Linked DNA regions of Homo sapiens: region 1 is linked to region 2. The links are chromatin contacts, found by Hi-C or POLR2A ChIA-PET in ENCODE. All regions are on one chromosome and are shown on one strand. The core of a region is the stretch at or near the end of the contact, and the rest is flanking DNA. Distances in the headings are between cores, read along the strand shown. Region 1 overlaps RAB30 (RAB30, member RAS oncogene family). Region 2 holds the start of PICALM (phosphatidylinositol binding clathrin assembly protein).

The links. A loop is a pair of places that touch in the nucleus more often than their neighbours do. ChIA-PET counts read pairs that join two places held with the same protein, here RNA polymerase II (POLR2A). Pooled maps may share reads with other maps.
Region 1: a loop to region 2 is called in a pooled map, with 2.8 times the contacts of the local background. The contact joins the enhancer-like site here to the promoter of PICALM in region 2. A Hi-C loop is called at or near these places in 1 of 168 maps with a recorded cell type or tissue (GM12878), 3 of 37 single-sample maps with no recorded cell type and 5 of 50 pooled maps. POLR2A ChIA-PET finds 5 or more read pairs at or near these places in 1 of 52 experiments (OCI-LY7).

The regions. Positions count from the first base shown.
Region 1 is chr11:83,053,568-83,058,011 of GRCh38, forward strand. All of the region lies in intron 1 of RAB30 (RAB30, member RAS oncogene family), which reads right to left. Among named protein-coding and RNA genes, the nearest start is that of SNORA70E, 14 kb to the left of the region's middle. RefSeq lists an enhancer at 1,310-1,469. Within about 2 kb of position 1,409, at least 4 of the 41 ENCODE cell types and tissues checked have a DNase peak (open chromatin) inside an H3K27ac peak, as active enhancers do; they include OCI-LY7, where a contact is called at or near this core.
Region 2 is chr11:86,066,420-86,071,360 of GRCh38, forward strand. PICALM (phosphatidylinositol binding clathrin assembly protein) reads right to left here and starts at 2,665. Exons shown (of 20, transcript NM_007166.4): 1 at 2,232-2,665. The coding sequence starts at 2,361. LOC124902731 (a long non-coding RNA gene) reads left to right here and starts at 3,505. Exons shown (of 2, transcript XR_007062823.1): 1 at 3,505-4,941. RefSeq lists enhancers at 1,311-2,013, 2,014-2,715, 2,455-3,654 and silencers at 2,280-2,329, 2,400-2,449, 2,590-2,759, 2,910-3,179.

The DNA.
Region 1 (4,444 bases), core at 159-2,658, 3.0 Mb before region 2:
CTCTGGACCCTTGAGTCTCTTACTAATCTGCTCTATGCTTCCTAAATGCCTTCAAAAAAAAAAAAATCTAACCCACAGGTCCCTTTTTAACCTTATAATCTTTCTCTAATCTGGAAGAGATTCTAAACCTTATAGATATTTGACAAATTGCTGGGAACTTAACTGTCATATATGACTAAATTTTCCATAAGACTTAAAATAAAAAGTTTGCCAAAGTTTTAATGACTTTAATAAATAAGTGGCCAAGTGTTATGGTTCATGCCTGTAATCCCAGCACTTTGGGAGGCCAAGGTGAGTGGATCACTTGAGGTCAGGAGCCTGAGATCAGCATGGCCAACATGACGAAACCCCGTCTCTACTAAAAATACAAAAAGTAACCAGGAGTGATAGCATATGCCTGTAATCCCAGCTACTCAGGAGGCTGAGGCAGGAGAAACGCTTGAACCTGGGAGGCAGAGGTTGCAGTGAGCTGAGACTATTCCACTACACTCCAGCCTGGGTGACAGACAGAGGGAGACTCTGTAAATAAATAAATAAATAACATGCTTATGACCATAGGGACAACAGGAAGGATGAGGTTCTTGTGGTCTTCTTCATTATCTTCCTGGAGTCATTTCCTCTTAACATCCTCTCATCCTAGACAGGGTCAGGTGCCCCTCCTCTATGCTCCAGTAGTTATCTCTATGTACACTGCCAGCATTATGACCATACTGTATGATAATCATCTCTTTTACGTCTCTTTCTTTAGCCTACAATCTCCTTATAGTCAAAAACAGTGTGCTGTCAAATCTTGATTGCTACTACCCATGAGCACAGTATCTGGCATATAATAGATATAAAACTTGTGTTTGATGAATGAATAAATTAGGTTTTTAGATCTGGGAGAAACTTTAGAAATAACCTGGTCTAATACAGGCCTTCATTTCACAGACAAGAAAGCTGAGCCTGTCCCTGGTCATCTAGGTGGCTAGGAAAAACAACATTAACAACAACAACAAAAAAGAAAGTTGAGGCCACGCATGGTGGCACACCTCTGTAGTCCTAGTTACTGGAGAGGCCAAGGAGGAAGGATCACTTGAGCCCAAGAGTTTGAGACCAGCCTGGGCAATAGAATGAGACCCTGTGTCTACGAAAAAAAAAAATACAAAAATCAGCCAGATGTGGGGGTGTGCACCTGTAGCCCCAGCTACTCAGGAGGCTGAGGTGGGCAGACTGATTGAGCATGGGAGGTTAAGGCTGCAGTGAGTCGTGATCATGCCACTGCACTCCAGCCTGGGCAACAGAACAAGACCTTGTCTCAAAAACAAAAAAGAAAAACGAAAAGAAAGCTGAGCCTCAGAAATGTAAGGTATCCTCAGAAGCAGCAAGAAGATGGCAAGTGGTGGCGGCCAGGTGCCATTTTGACTGTAGTTCAAAAGCAGACATCACCTGGCACTCACCTGCAAGAAGAAGCGTGTGGCTTAGTGGACACAGCATGGGCTCTATAGGAAAAGTCTTGCTCCTGCCACCTACCCGTCATGTGATTTTGGACAGGTTACTTCCTCTCTCTGAGTCACAATTTCTGCATCTGCATCTGCATCTGTTAATTGGAGCTATTAATAGCTCCAAAGTTGTTAGGGTTATTAAATCTGCCACCATACATAAAGTGCCTAGCATAGCACCTGGCACTATGTAAATGTTTACTGAATGAATCATGAATGAGTACCTGTCCAGCACACCACAACTTCATGAACCTGGTTTAGACTTTGCTTTCAGGTCTCTGACCACAGCAAAGATGGCTGGGACACCCACAATTATAGAACCATGAACTTGGAGATCTGTTCCTTGCAAGGACTGGACTTTAAAGCATGTCTATAACTTTGCTCACTGTTCCCTTCCCCTGAGTTGCCCTTCTCACCTTCCTCATTGACACACAAATTTTATCCATCTTCTGCTGCGCAGCCAGATCTACCCTGTCTTGGAAGCCATTTCTAACACTTATTACTTCTCAGTCCTTCCTGTCTCACTGATCACTTTCTACCAAGTAGTAAAGGAGTGCTATGATTTGAATGGTTTGTGTCCTTTTCAAAATTCATGTTGAAATTTAATCCCCAATGCATCTGTATTTAGAGGTGGGAACTTTAGGAGGTAATTAGGCCATGAGCGCTCCATGCTTATGAAGGGATTAGCACCTTACAAAAAGGGCTTGAAGGGGTGAGTTGTCCTTCTGTGCCTTCTACCATGTGACCACACATCCTTTGGAGGATGCAGGAACAAGGCACCATCCAAAGGGCACAAGAGTAGAAAAGCAGAGAGTATCCTTCAGCAGACACCAAGCCTGCTGGCGCCTGGATCTTGGACTTTTCCAGCCTCCAGAACTGTAAGAAATAAATTTCTGTTGTTCACAAATTACTCAGTCTCAGATATTTTGCTATAGTAGCACAAATGGACTAAGACATAAGGTGTATCTGTTTGGTTTTTTAGATATACATAACATAAAATTTACCATCTTAACAATTTCTAAGTATACAGTTCAATAACATGAAGTATATTCACATTGATGTGCAGCCAATCTATAGAACTTTTTCATCTTCTAAAACTGAAACTCTACACCCACTAAACAGCTTCCCACTTCTCTCCTGCCCCCAGCTCCTGGTAACCACCATTTTACTTTATATTTCTTTGTATCTGACTACTCTAAATATCTCATATAATTGAAATCATACAAAATGTGTTTTTTTGTGACTGGCTTTTATTTCACTTAGCATAAGGTCTTCAAGGTCATCCACGTGGTGGCATGTGTCACAACTTCCTTCCTTTTTAAAGCTGAGTAATATTCCACTGTATGTAAATACCACATTTTGTTTATCCATTCAACCATCAATGGGCACTTGGGTTGCTTCCATCTTTTGGCTATGGTGAATAATGCTGCTAGGTGAACGCCTTAATCATAAAGATGTGTTTCAACCACCTCTATAGTTCTCAAGGTGCCTGACATGTGATGGGCTCTCAATAAATACTTATCAAGTAAAAAAGGACTCAGCTTTCAAGATTATAAGGTGAAAAAATGAATCATCTTCCACATAAAATTGCAAATTGTCCAGCAGAAAAATCACACAGCACAGACTCTGCAGTAAGACAGTCTTGATTTCTGGTCCTGGATCTGCCTCTTAGCTAGTCATACGATCTTAGGCATGCTACTTAAGTTTTCAGAGATTCAGTTTTCTCATGTGATTTTTGCCAAAATTAAATGATATAACATGTTAACACAGTGCTTGGCAGGTCATCAACTAAAAAAAAGTTTGCCAATATTATTATTATAAAGTTACAGAATGAAAATAACTTACTATACTTGCAAACATGCCATTTTGCTTCCTGACCATAATTTTAAAAGCAAAAAGCATGCAGAATTCTAAGACCAAACAATCTGTGGCAGGTAATAGTCAAAAAAGGACAGTTCCACAGCAGTAACAGTAAGTACAGATTTGTATCATTGAATTTGGAATCTTGAGTTATACAGCTATAGCTCCTCAGAAGGTAGAAATTTTGTCACTTCAAAGGGACAGGCTTAAATGTTACACTAAGGATCTTCTTACTCAACAAAATAGTCTGTCTGATATCTCAGAAATGTTTTAAAATCCGGATCACTTGAGGGTTTTTTTTTTTTTTAGTGCTAAATCTATTTTGAATTTAATCATTCATATTTTGAGGCTGTTAGCAAAAAGATGAAAAAATAGATTTTTATTACTATTTCAGACAGAAGTATATATTTTAATCTCTCTCAAAAGAAATTGAGCTCTCTACCCAACTTCCAATTCCTGTAGGACATGAATTCCTTTTCAGGTTGCTACCTAAATTTTCCAGGCCAGAAACATTCTTTCCAATGTTAACTCTTAGAAAGCAAAGTTCTTGAGTTTTGGAAGGAAAAGCTTATTCAAGTTTCTTTTGTCTGCCAAAACAATTAACATTTAACATGGCTAATTAAAATAGCTCTCTGCAACAAAATCAGAAACTGGGCGTTGGGTTGAGGGAGAGGAAAGGGAAGAAAAGGTAAGAGATAGTTGCCCAAATGCTAGTAGTGGCCCCAAAATGGCCCAGATGGAAAGGGACCATTACCCCTAGCTTTCCTAGGACAATCACAACTTCATATAAATTTAACACTATACTGAGATGATTTGTTAAGTGGATAACTAAATGTGATTTGATGTGTGTACTTTTAGAAACTTTGCAATTAAATGAATTTATAAATAAGAGAGAAAAGTATTCGTCAGACCATGAATTCCAATTGTGGATTCAGAACAATACTGTCACCATATGCCACAGGCCAATTTTAATTTGGCTCCCACATGATGGCTAAGAGCTACTGTCGGCTTTGCCCATCCTACAATGCCAGCCTGTACTGGGAAGCACACCAGGTGACAGGCACCACGCTGAGACCTGAGCCTTGTTTTACCCTTGCAACAAA
Region 2 (4,941 bases), core at 1,415-3,914:
TTGTAAACACAGAAGTGGTAGAGAAAAAGAACGACAAATGCAAGATTATCCTCCAAACCTAATCCCAGTTACCATCTATCTGCAGTAGTGGCTATAACAAGAGAAATAGCTAATAACATTTATGAAACAACATGCAAATAGCACTCTTCTAACCCTACCTATTTTCTCCTCTTTTTGACAATGCTTTAAAAGAACCACTGCTACATTTGAAATAAGACACAAACCTTTACAAAAAAAACTTTTAAAAGCCTTATCGATTCTTATTTTGAATGAGGAAAGAGGAAAATAGTTCACACAGTCACAACTAGTTTCTTCATACTCCCATACAAAAAAAAAAAACAAAAAAAAACCAAAAGCAACTAACAAAAGAATTAACACAGTGTCAGGACAAACTGTAAGATTTGGTAGGGCAAACCAAGTAGTATTTGAAGAGCCGTAAATAGCAGAAACGTCTACTACACGTATCAGATAATCAAAAAATCACATATGGCTTTACGATGCATTTTAAAAAGTTTTCTGTTCATAAGAGTGTCACCATTTAAACATATTCTCCATTCTCTAAGACAAGCAAGGACTGAGAGTTTAAAAGCAGCCTGCATGCATATCTGAAAGAATCAAGCACTAATGCTTTTTTATTTAAAACTTTTTTCCACAGTGGAGGAACAATCACAAAGAATAATAGGCTTCTGTGTAGCAAAAACTTGTTCTAACAGCATTCATGAGCACAGTAACTTGGAAGAATCTACATTTCGTACATTTTTTTTAAAGTGCAAACTTTACGGCCAAAGTCCAAATGAGAAATCAAAACAGGCTTCCAGACAGTGAATTATCTTTCAGGGCATGCTCACTCTTGCTTCAAACAGTAAAACAAAGTAACTTTCATGTATGATGAAAGTCAGTCAGACTAATGTGTCCAGTCATTTAAAAAGGGAACTTACTTATCGTGACTATTGCCCTATTTTTCCCTGAAAAGTTTCAGGTCTAAGCTCCATTGGCTTGAGTGATCCAATGAGCTTTGTACCCTGGGGTAAAAGAGCGCAAAGAAAAAGGAGGGTATTACAGGTGACTTCCAGGTTAGAAAAAAGTTACGAGGAGTTAGCTCTACTAATTGTATCTACGTTAGCGAATGGACGAATACTATGTCGTGTAAGAGAAGCTAAAGCTAGTTCCTCAAAAGGTAACTGGCATAATTAAAACATCCAAACTCAAGCATCATCAAACATCATTTTGCCAATTTTTTTAAGGGATGTATGTTATTTGTAAGTAAATTTATTAATCCATTTGGAATTCCAACAGTCTACGCTTAACACTCAAGCTTCTGAATTCAAGCCGCCAGAATTAACAGTTCCAGGAACTGATAAGAGTATCAGCAAAATGCCTTTTTCCATATCCCCATGTGAAAAGCTGGGGGGCAGAGCTGACAGTCACAAACTCACCCCAGTCAAAAGTATGGACAACACAACGATTAAATTCCACCAGAGGCAAATAAAAATCCCAACTTTCCAGAAAGCTTTCCCTACACCAAATTGAATCCTTTTACTTTCACTCCCACAAAGAAGGTAATCTGAAATAAAAGTCGGGTAACTGGGTATGGTATTTAAAATGAGTCGAAGAAACTACACTGAAGCTACTATAGAGGCGATGAAAAGGTAACCCAAAAGCAGGAGGGAAGGTGGAACAGAAAGCCAGGAAGGGATGGGCGAAGCAGCTAGTGGAGCAAAGGAAGTGGGGGATCCCTTCCAGGGAGGCAGCCCGGAGGGATAACAAGGATCTGGATGCAAGGAACCAGGCGTTTACTGAAACCCGAAGGAGGCTGATGAAGAAACAATGGGGCTTGGAGACGCTCAGACGAGGGCGACGAGGCGGCACCGGACGGGTGGGAAGGAAGAGCAGAAGGCTGCAGTGGAGACGGGTAGGGGGTGAGAAGCCAGGTGGGGAAGCAAGTTGGTTGGGTATGATGGGGTGTGGTAGCGCACCGGGCAGGGAGACGAGGGTCCCCTAGGAATAGGGAGGGGAGTGGCTTGTCAGATTTTGAGACGGGGAGCGGAGGCCGTGAAGGCAGGTGTGATGGAAGCAAAAGAACACAGCTCAACGGGCACAGGACCGGCCGTGCCAGAGAAGACGCAGGGAGGGAAGAGGCAGTAGAAGGGTGAAAGACAAGAGAGAGAGAGAAGGACGCGCGCGGGTCGCGCGGGCGCCGGGGAGCGGGGGCCGCGGTCGGCTTCACTCACAGTCCAGGTGCTTTTTCTTGGGCCCCATGATCTCGTGGGTCGTGGCCTTGCATACTGTCTTGGATACGGCAGAGCCGGTGACACTGTGCTGGGCGGCAGTGATTCGGTCCGTCAGGCTCTGGCCGGACATCTCTGCAGCTCCTCCACCACCCCACCCGCTCAGCAGCCGGCGGGGACTGGGACCCCCAAGAGCCGGAGGGTCCCCACCCCCCACCGCACCCCCTACCCCCACCGGCTCCTTCCCCGCCTGCCGGCCTGGGGCGCGGTTCGGGGCCGCGCGCTGCCACCAGTCCAGAGAGAACCGGCTCGTGTCACCCGCGGAGTCGGACAAGATGTCGGGCACTCCCTTGCCCCCGCCTCAGTTCAGCCCACCCCTTCCCGGGTCAGCTGGAGCCGGGCAGGGTAAGAGGAACAGGCAGCTGCAGGAAAATGGCGGCGCCAGGCTCCTCCTCGGAGCTTTCCGGGCTGCCCCGGGTCACGTGACTCGGACACCGCCCCTCCTCCCTTCTCCCGCCCCTTTCCCCTTCCCTTTCCTCTTCGACGCCCGCCCTCCCTCGCTCAGCGAGGGAAGAGCTGGGCGGCGCCCGCGCGTTACGTGATGGAACTCGCCAGGCGGGCGCAACAGGAGGCCCGCCCGAGGGGAGTGCACAGCCGGCGCATCACGTGACTCTCCCTGCCAACAGGTCGCCTGAGGCTCGGCCCGCGGGGTCACAGACGCCGGGCGGGGCGGGGCGGGAGAGGAATGGCGAGGGCGGTGTGCTGGCGGGGGTGGGGCGGGGCGGCAGGCTTCTCCCCTTATCCCCCCACCTCAAGTGTGTCCTCGTGTCTGTGGTTGAAACCAACAGCTTGACAAAGGAGGTGCAGCTGCCTTCACAGCTTCCCCTGAAGTGGGGGGTATTAGGCCTCTGGCTCCCCGAGCTTTCCCAGCAGAGTCAAGAATGTATTTCAAGACGCCTCCCAAAGCCGCCCTCCTGGCTTAAAGGAGAAGGTTCCAAACGGCCTATTTTCTGAACCTTCCAGCAGGCCTCTCTCTACCATGGAACTATTGAAGCTCTCCTTATTTACTTACCCCAGAAAGGTTTTTTCCCCCCTTTCCTTGAGAGGCTTGGAAATGTCACCTGGTTTTGTTTATCTCTACTCCGAAAACCCGACACGTTGCTGCCATTCTAAATTTAGATACTAGCTGGCCGGTATTCATTCTCTAGGGTGTGGAATAGGACAGGAAACACATAGCTTCACTGGAATTTGAAAAGGGAAGTAGTAGGATGATGTCAACAGCGATTAGCTTGACCCTACATGGCTGACTGCTGTGGTGATTAAAGGTCCAGACCATAGAAGGAAGTGAGAGGGGCGGTAAATGGAGAAGTCCCATTCAAACAGTCCAGACATCACTGCCTGCCATCTCCCCTGGTTTAGTCTTTCTTACCTTTGGCCTCTTTTCTCTTATTGGGTGAGCCAGATTTCCATGGAAAGACGTTGACACTGCCCTGTGGACATTTTAAAAGAAGTATTACATCCTGAAATACTATTCAATGAGACCCAGACCATACATTAACAAAGCCTTTTATATGTTATTAGAGCCTCTACATTCAACCCAGGGTTAGGGATAAGTTGAAAAATATGTGAGTGCTAAGTTACCATGATAGTCACATGTAATCTTGCTAGTTTCAAATGAAATGCTAACATTCTCAGAAAGTCTGTGTACACCATCTGCCAGCCAAATCCAAAATACTGTGCTTCAATCTGGTGACTCTCAAAGGATGCAAAGCTGATAGATATTTAACATTTTATGTATCATATCAGGAATTTTGTGGTCTCCCATTTTCCCCACGCCCCCTCACCCCTCTTTTTTCCCCACTATGGCTGGTGAAATTCTGCAGCAACATGCTCTTGCCAAGAACACACAAGTTTTTAATCCCAGCAGGCTTCATCTTTGTCAAGCCAGCCTCCAATTTCACAAAACTATAATGAATTCCTTCAGTGTACTGCAATCCATCTGTGGTTTGGTGCCCAGTTTGCTGCCCCACGTCCACTGGGCAGTGGAATTACCAAATTCTCAAGACATGTTATCAGCCATCATTGCTACTGGTCTATGGGTTCCACTGTATAAGTTACTGATTGGCCTGAGCCTCTGCATTGGTAAACCCCAATCTGAGGTCAACACTAACATGGTCTAGCTATCAACAGCTGAATATTTTATCCTTAGGGAAAATGCCAGTCATTCCTAAGTACATAACAGGAAAGTATTACACTATTACTTTTACCAAAGAGGTTCTTTCAGACCACTTTTGTGACAATAATTGTTGACATGTTTACCCTATTAACAAACAAGCTGCTGTTAGAAATATTTTATTTTTTTCCAAGTATACATAGTAGAATTTCTAACTATGTAAATAATCAGTAATCATTGAAGAGGTTTATGTGTGGTTGTGAACTGAAATATATGGAGAAATTTAAAAGAAGATGGGGAATTGTTCTAAGGGTAGACATTACTGACCTATGTTGTCTTATATGCTTAAGTTTTCTGTGTCAGTTTCCTTGGTCTATTCAGGAAATATCTCTACCTGAAGTTCCACAGATGCCAACTCACCATGGCCAATACTGAACTTCTCTTGCCCTTGCCCAGCATCCTACATCTTTAATCCATACTGTTCCCTATATCCGTTAATGGCCTCACCACATGTCCAGAAGCTCCGCTCAGAAAGCTGTG